Regions from separate parts of the Homo sapiens genome. Here region 2 is linked to region 1. Evidence: read pairs that join two places in POLR2A ChIA-PET (ENCODE). Cell type or tissue: MCF 10A. All regions are shown on one strand. Links, peaks and the distances in the headings refer to the core of each region. The heading gives the core; the rest is flanking DNA.

Evidence for each region. Peaks named below come from ENCODE experiments on the same cell type or tissue, not always from the same donor. Only the 100,000 strongest peaks of a DNase experiment are listed, where the experiment ranks them.
Region 2: POLR2A ChIA-PET joins it to region 1 with 6 read pairs; 5 of 35 experiments call an interaction of 5 or more read pairs at or near these places.

Annotation. Positions count from the first base shown.
Region 1 is chr5:72,483,289-72,487,688 of GRCh38, forward strand. The region is part of intron 1 of ZNF366 (zinc finger protein 366); the gene reads right to left. Among named protein-coding and RNA genes, the nearest start is that of ZNF366, 22 kb to the right of the region's middle. In MCF 10A, for the core only: no CTCF peak of the experiment used is centred there; a DNase peak (open chromatin) is centred at 2,563.
Region 2 is chr5:72,390,109-72,394,508 of GRCh38, forward strand. No RefSeq gene overlaps it. Among named protein-coding and RNA genes, the nearest start is that of PTCD2, 72 kb to the left of the region's middle. In MCF 10A, for the core only: no CTCF peak of the experiment used is centred there; a DNase peak (open chromatin) is centred at 2,443.

The DNA of each region.
Region 1 (4,400 bases), core at 282-4,281:
AGAGGGTAAAGTGAACAGGTGGAGACAAGAAAGCTCACACTGAACTTAGAGCATTATGCCAGACATTTAGATAATGCCCAGGCAACCCAGGGTAACAAGAGACCTATACCCACCACTGTGGTGGGTCCCAGATGCTGGCTTCCTGGCCTTTGAGGTCACATTCCCTCTGAGATCCTTCCTCAGATAGCCCCTACCTGTCTCTGTGGCATGTAGCTTCCACAATATGAGAAGAAGTAACATTCTTTGTGCCTGTGAGCCAAGCATCTGCACCTTTCTAGATTTTCAGTGTATTTTGTACAAACCAGTGATATATCGCCATGCTCCCTGGACACCTGTGTGGCTCTGGCAGAGTTTGGGGGCTCTCCTTGAATCACAGGGGAGACAGCCTTTCACTTCTAGATATTGATCCTAAACTGTACCAAGGGGAAGGATGAGAGAACAAAGTTGTGTTACTACTAAAACTGCCAGAGATATTTAAACTGTGATGGGAATGATGGGCCTGGGGCTTCATCCCACTGGAGTATTAAGTAAGAATCATGTGCTCCTGGCCCTCAAGCAGGTTTTTTCATCTGTACCATGAGGGATACACAGTATTTAAGGGGAAAGTTTAAAATCTAAGAAAGTCTGAAGATCTACTTAAAAAAAAAACTTTTTATTAAGGAAAAGTTCAAACTATGAAAGTAGACAGAATAATATCTGTCCTTATACTTAGTTTCAATTCATGACCAATCTCATTTCATCTATACCTCACTCACTTTCCCCACCTTCCGACTGGGATGCTTTTGAAACAGATCCATGACATCATATTATTTCATCTATAAATATTTCAGAATGTATCTCTTAAACATGGGTAATTTTTCTTAAAACTTAGCCACAATAGTATATTATACCTAAAACTCAATAATTTCATTAATCGCCGGGCGCGGTGGCTCACGCCTGTAATCCCAGCACTTTGGGAGGCCGAGGCGGGCGGATCACGAGGTCAGGAGATCGAGACCATCCCGGCTAAAACGGTGAAACCCCGTCTCTACTAAAAATACAAAAAATTAGCCGGGCGTAGTGGCGGGCGCCTGTAGTCCCAGCTACTCGGGAGGCTGAGGCAGGAGAATGGCGTGAACCCGGGAGGCGGAGCTTGCAGTGAGCCGAGATCCCGCCACTGCACTCCAGCCTGGGCGACAGAGCGAGACTCCGTCTCAAAAAAAAAAAAAATAATAATAATAATAATAATTTCATTAATCATTTAAATAGTCAGTATTCAAATTTCTCTAGAAAAATTCAACTCTTTTGCTTTGGAATGAAGGCCATTTTGGAGTTTTGTCAGTTCACTATTGAACTAGTCAAATTCCACCTTTCAGATATCATAGAGGTGTTAAGGTTGAAAGGAAAGATCTCTTCAGGAGCGATGACAAGAGAAGGAAAAACTATTTGGACTTCCTTATCCAGAGTCAATGATCATTAAGACTGAAAGGGTAAGTACCCATTACCCAGCCCCATCACACTTCCTTATTGTAGACTGAGGCACAGGATAGTAAGCTGATGTCCCCAAATGCACACAGCTAATTAATGACAAAGTATTCAATTTTAAAATGCAAGAGGCTCTATTTAAGTCTTACCTGCTTTTTAAATTACCATAGAAGGACCTATATTTCCAGTGCTTTGTTCATGACTTTAAAATGTGTGTGGCTTGATGGTTTAGAGCTGTGCTGTATAATTCAGTACTCATCATTAGCCACGTGTGGCTTTTGAGCACATCAAATTCAGTTGACCTGGATAGAGGTACGCTGTACATGTAAAATGCACACTGGATTTCAAAAATTTAGTAAAAAAACATTAAAAAATGTTTAGTAATTATTGTATTCTCTTGATTAAATGCGGAAAAAATATTTTTCAACATTGACACTCAGCACATGTTAGAGTGGTCATTTTACATGGATTTGTGTGATTATTCACTTAATGTCTGACTCTCTCCATACTGTTTGCTCCATGAGGTCAGGGATCCTGTTAGTTCACAGTCACTATTGTGCCTGCCCCATAACAGACCCTCAGTTAAAGAAAGGAACAAAGGAAGAACAACTGGAATCCTGCCTGCTCTAGCTGTGTCCCTTCCTTCTTTATTACCTCTTCCCAGTTCACTAATGTGTTCTTGGACAGGCCATCTGAGTAACCTGGTATATGAATTAGCAAATCCTACGGGCTCCATTTTCAATGTCTGTCTAGAATCCAAGCACTTCTCACCACTTCCACTGCCTCTATCCTGGTCAGGCCGCCAGAGGTTCCTTCCAGGATCATTGTAACAGCCTCCTGACTCTTCTCCTGTCTTCTCCCTTGGGCTCCTGTCTGCTCAACACAATAGTCAGGCAGGTTCTATTAAAATGTAAATCAGATCTTGTTATTCCCCTGCTCAAAACTCTCTAGTGATTTTCCATCTATTTCAGAGTAAAAGCCACAGTCCGCGCCGTGGCCTACAAGTCTCTACATGAAGTTTCTCCCTGTTACTCCTATGATCTCATGCCCTACCACCTGCTCACTTGCTTCTTCCACTCCCACTCTCCAGCCTCTGGTTGTTCCTGGCACACACCAGGCATTCTCCTACCCCAGGGCCTTTCACTTGCTGTTCTTTCTGCCTGGACAGCTCTTCCCCAAGATACCCACGTGCCTCTTTTGCTTCCTTCAAGTTTTTACACAATACTGTGTCTGAAGTGAGGCCACCCGAACTCTGGCTATCAAGCACTCCGTATTCTCTCTCCTTCCTGACTTAATTTTTCTCCATATCTTCTAACACACTGTGCACCTTACTTTAGTCATTGTTCATTTTCCTCCACTAGAATGCAACTCTGTGTACACAGGAATATTTGTCTTTTGTTTCCTTATATATTCCTGCTGCCTAAAATAATGTTTCGTGAGAGGTTGTTGCCTGGTAAACATCTGTTGACTGTGAGACTAAAGCTTAGCCTATGCACCTGAAAAATAGGCAGACTTGAGACCAGCCATTGGGCTTGAACATGCAGAATTGGCCTGTGCTGTCAGTGGGACCAACTCAGCTCTACCTTGGTGCTAGTTCAGGAGACTTGGAGGCTCCTTGCACTCAGATTGGCTGCCCAATCTTACAGCTCAGTTCTGATGACTGTGAGGCCCAAGGAAACAGTTTGGATTCAGGGAGGGTCTAACTGGCTCCTCCCAACATCCTGTGTACCTCCCCTGCCCTACACCACCACACACAAATATACCACAACATTCTCTCCCTTCCCAAGGACAGACTTGGGCTATTTCTAAAAGTGAGATTCTGATCCAAAACAGTAGCCAACACATAGTGCATCCCATGTGTACAGGAAAGGACAGGAGACCTCTGAGCAATTTCCTGGCCTTACATTTTTCCATTCCAGTAAATGAGGCCTTCTTTAGCTCAGGAATCTGTCTCTGAACCAAGCCAATGCTGTAATGGTGCATGCCATTTGTTACTGCCTGGCTTATATCTTTGTTCTTTTATTTTCCTTTTCTTTTTTTTTTTAGATGGAGTCACTCTGTCACCTAGGCTGGAGTGCAATGGCCTCTGATCTGGGCTCACTGCAACCTCTGCATCCCGGGTTCAAGCGATTTTCCTGCCTCAGCCTCTTGAGTAGCTGGGATTACAGGCGCCTGCCACCACGCCTGGCTGCTTTTTGTATTTTAGTAGAGACGGGGTTTCACCATGTTGGCCAGACTGATCTTGAACTCCTGATCTTGTGATCCACCCGCCTTGGCCTCCCAAAGTGCTGGGATTACAGGCATGAGCCACTACGCCCTGATTCTTATTTTCCATTTTAAGTGATCAACAATTAGGTTCTTTCTGTCATGAAGCTTTGACAACCAGCTCTTCCAGTTGGCTACCAGTTTAGGCATATATAATGCTACCGGAGAGTTTCCTTCCTAAACTGGCATTTTATTCAATAATGCATAATACTGAAATTGAGCTCTCTGTCTTCAAAGAGTTTTGCAACTTTACACCTCATTAGGCTGAGCAGTGCTTGAGCTCGTGCTTTATGGATTGGACCCCAGCAAGGTTAAACAATTTGCCTCAGGCTAAAACCTGCTTTGCTCTAAACAAAGTACTTTGTCTTTTTTAATGAATCAGAAAAATATAATGAATAAAAAATGTGGTTCCCTAACAACTATGTTTTCAGTAATTTGATTCCAAGTCATTTCCATATGCCTTTTAAGGCCATATTTGGGGTTCTTCCTAGTCTTCTGATATCATTTCACAGTCCTTCTCCCCTCCTCTCTCCCTCCTCCTCTTTTCCTTTACCCTCTTTGGCTTCTGGGATACTCTAGCTGCCAAGGGTCAACTACCATGCCCTTAGCCTGACAGCAACCCTTGTCCCTCTCCCTCAGGGACCCACTTTCAGATAAGCATATTGCTGTTA
Region 2 (4,400 bases), core at 333-4,332, 93 kb before region 1:
CTGGACCCTGGATCATAGATGCGGAAAAATACTCTCTTCTCCCCTGGGTTGCATGCAGTGGGAAGACCACCCACTTCCCCAACTCCAACCCTGTCTGCCTTTCAAATCTTGTTCAAGTACCCTTTTTTTTTTTTTTTTCCTCGAGACAGAGTTTCACTCTTGTTGCCCAAGCTGGAGTGCAGTGGTTCTATCCTGGCTCACTGCAACCTCTGCCTCCCGGGTTCAAGCAATTCTCCTGCCTCAGCCTACCGAGTAGCTAGGCTTATAGGCGCCCGCCACCACGTCCGGCTAATTTTTTGTATTTTTAGTAGGAACGAAGTTTCATCATGTTGGCCAGGCTGATCTTGAACTCCTGACCTCAGGTGATGCACCCGCTCGGCCTCCCAAAGTGCTGGGATTACAGGCATGAGCCACCATGCCTGGCCTCAAGTACCTTCAATTGGCAGAACGTTATTTGCATTTAGAATCCTAAATTCAAAATAATCTGAAAATAATTGTTTTCAATTTTGCAATGAAGGAAAGCACCCAAGAAAATAGGTTGGAATTGGTGCTGAGGACCAATTCGTCACATCTGTTACAGAAGAGAGAACTGGGGGGATGATTTTAGTGGAATGAGTCTCTCCTTCCCTCAGGTCAAAAAAGAAGAGCTTCAGGGACACTACTCAGAAAGCTAGAAGTGTGTCCTCTGCAGTTTGGGCATTAGGGTGGGATGTATTCTGACTCCTGCCTGGGGAGTGTGAAAATGAGAGACACTCTGACTACAGGAGCAAAGCAATTTGGCACTGCATCATGATTGGCCTGTTCTTCTAGAGCTTCAGATTCAAGAGGAAGAAAGTAAAAGGAAGCATGAAGGTTTCTGATGTACTTGATGGCCCACATTCCAAAGAGAGCTGATGTGGAGTTGATTCATGTCTGTCCATGTGGGTTGTCTGAAGAGGAGAAGGGGCTTCACCAGGAAGAGGCTGGAGGTCAGCCATGAAATTCTTAGGAGTGAGGAAAGAGGTGTGGCATGGAACAGGAAGAGAGTACAGCATTTCCAAACATTTCCCCTAAGAAAAGGAATTGGGTTTATTGCCTGCCAGGCCTGGGGAGGATGCTGAAGGCTCACACCAGCTCCAGACAGTATCAATGGTCCTGCCTTCTTTAATCTCCTCTTTCCCCATACTTCAAAGGTCAGATACTATGGGTGCAAGAGAGAATGAAGGAGGAGATGAAAGGTGAGGGAAATGAGTGTTATGCACTTAATTGTGTCCCCCCGAATTTATATGTTGAAGCCTCAACTCCTAATGAGTTATCTCTAAAAGGTAAGGCTTTTATGGAAATAATTAAGGTTAAATGATATCATAAGCCCTTATCTAATAGGATTAGTGTACTTAAAAGACAGCAGAGAGCTTGCTTGCTGTCTCTACCATATGAGGACACAGAAAGAAGGTGGCCATCTGTAAGCCAGGAAGAGAGCCCTTACCGGGATCCAAATTGGCCAGCATCTTGATCTTGGACTCCCAGCCTCTAGAATTGTGAGAAATATATTTCTGTTGTTTAAGCCCCCCAGTCTATGTTATTTTATAAAGATAGCAAAAGCAGACTGTGAGAAGCTAAGTCGCTTCCTCTGTCTGCTGGTAACTTGCAAATGGGAGGGAGAAAGTGTTTTAGCCTTAAACCGAGTTTAGAGTTTCAATGATTATATAAAGCCAAATATTTTTGCTTACTGAATTGAGATCAAAACTTGTTATATTTTATTCCCAGAGAGTGACCAGAAATAGCATGAGATTGTTTGAGACTTCTTCCAGGAGCTGGAGAAGAACTAGTCTGAAGAGTTAATTTAGAGTCAATGGGGGCAGAAGACAAAATTGCTTGATGATTACATCCTAAGAATTGTTCTTGTTCAGCATACTGATTATAAATTAGCCTTCCAAATCAATATATCTTGTTTTATACTAGAGACACTCAGATATCCTAAAGGAGATAGAGTGACTCCAGGCCCCTTAGAAATGACTATACCTGGCAGAGCATGCCAACTGGAATCAGGTTGGCCCATCATGAAAACAAAGGAAAATGGAAGAGCCAGCTGACTGGGTGCACTTTTGGAGACATCTATTATCAGATTTCTTTCCATTTCCAAATGCACAAATGACCTCTCAAGACTTAGGGGGAATTCATATTTGTGAGGACTCGAGCCCATGCAAACCATAGCATTTAAGTTGGAGTTGTTTAATGAATCACAGCCTAATTTCCTCTGTTGCTCATGGCTATTTTGTTGTTGCTTAAAATGTTTGCCAAGAAAAGGGTTATATAACTTCTTACCTTAACATGGCAGAGCATATTTGGTAGGTGATGAGTAAACTGCCTAAGCTGTGCAGCACAGAGTCCAGTTATAACCTGTGTGGAACTGGCATTTGTGTAAATAGTCTGACAAGAAAGTTTAATTTCATTACAAGTACTTAAAGCCAAACAAGGGGATTCTGTCTGTTAGCTTCTGGTTTGGTTTCTTCAGCTACTCTGGCCTCTTTCCCAGGTGGATAATTCTTGTTACTAAAATAGTACAGCTCTAAGGCAGGCCACATGATGTTTGAACGGAGTTAGGGCAGATGGCAAACATTCTTGACCTTCTATCAGCATGAAACCAGAGTAGGTTAATGCCCTCTTAGTGGCAAGAAGACCAGTCTGGTAAAGTTTAAGAGTTAGCATTTCAAATGTATTTGTTTATTTGATATTAGAGTTTGAAGACATTGACTAACATTGTCAAAATTTGGTACACTGCTAAAGGAAATCAACATACACTTTTAAAAGTCTGTATGGAGTATAAGTTGCTCAGTTTTCATGCAGGGGTAAATAGCACCAGGTGATAATGTACTGTGTTTTGACCCTCTCCTCTGATGCTAGTTTGCCCAGAAATGAGTAAATGCCTAGCAAATTAAGGTGGGCTCATAGGTTCAAACGCCAATCAATAAAGCTAAAGATAAGCACTTAGCAATGTTGAATTAAGGAAATTGTCTAACTGAGATTAATTTCCACACCATAAAATTTGTCTGTTTCAAGTTTTCAATTGTATTATTTTTGCAGAATTATGCAACCATCACTACCACCCAGTTTTACAACTTTTTCATTGCCTCAAAGAATTGCCTCATGCCCATTTGCAGTGAATCTCTACTCCACCCTCAGCCCCAGGAAACCACTAATCTAATTTCTGTCTCTATAGATTTCATATAAATGAGATACAATATGTATTCATGTGTACATCTGGCTCCTTTCAGTTAGCATAAAGTTTGGCTTTTATGAATAATCATGCAATGAACATTTGCCTACAAGTCTTTGTATAGATACTTGATTTTATTTCTCTTGGATAGACACTTCAGAGTGGAATTACTGGTTTGTATGGTGAGTTTATGTTTATTTTTTTCAGAAACTACCAAACTATTTTCCAAAGTAGCTGTACCATTTTCCATCCCCATCAGCAATTTTCCAATTGCTTCATATTCTCTCCAACACTCTTTATTGTCCATCTTTTCTATTTTAGTCACCCTAGTGTATCGAGTAGTAACTCATTGTGGTTTTACTTTGCATTTCTCTAGTGAGCAATGACATCCAACATCTTTTCATATGCTTGTTAAACAATCCTATATCTTCTTGGTGAAATATTTGTTTAGTCCATTTTTAAATTGTGTTGTTTGTTTTCTTGTATATCGAGTTATAAGAGTTCTTTATATGTTCTAAATTCAGGTCCTTTGTTAGATACATGATTTGCAAGTACTTTCTTCTAGCCTGCGACTTGTCTTTTTGTTGACTTAGTGGGGTCTTTTGAAGTACAAAAGTTTTTGATTGTGATGAAGTCCAATTTATCAACATTCATATTTTATGGATTATGCTTTCGTTGTGACTGACTTTTTTTGTATAATGGTTCTACCATAAATGGGTGCATGGGAACATATATTCTTCTCTTTCTGTTTTGCTATATCCCTAAAGCAGCTCAAAAGTATTCTACTGAAGAAAAATAGTGATAAGGGAGTTTCATATAGGCACAGTCTCTAACATTGCTTTGAGATTGGAGAAAAATGACCTTGATTTGAATGAAGGGGAGAAAAAACCCCTAAAACGCAGCAAGAAAGTTATTCTGAGATAAATGTTGCATTAAACCTAACATTAAATTAATATTAACAGTTATTAGCAATCCAGACGAGCAGGAAGGGAAGAAGTGGTTAAAACTTAACGTTGTTATTGCTTGAGCTCGGGAGTTCAAGACCACCCTGGGCAACATAGTTGGACCCCGTCTCGAAGAACAGTTGGACCCATCTCAAAAAACAAACAACATAACATTATTGATTCTTTCTGGGGACAATAAGTGAAAAAACAGAGGACTTAATTGTTTAAGGAGGGGAGTTCTTAACTCCAGATGGTCCAAG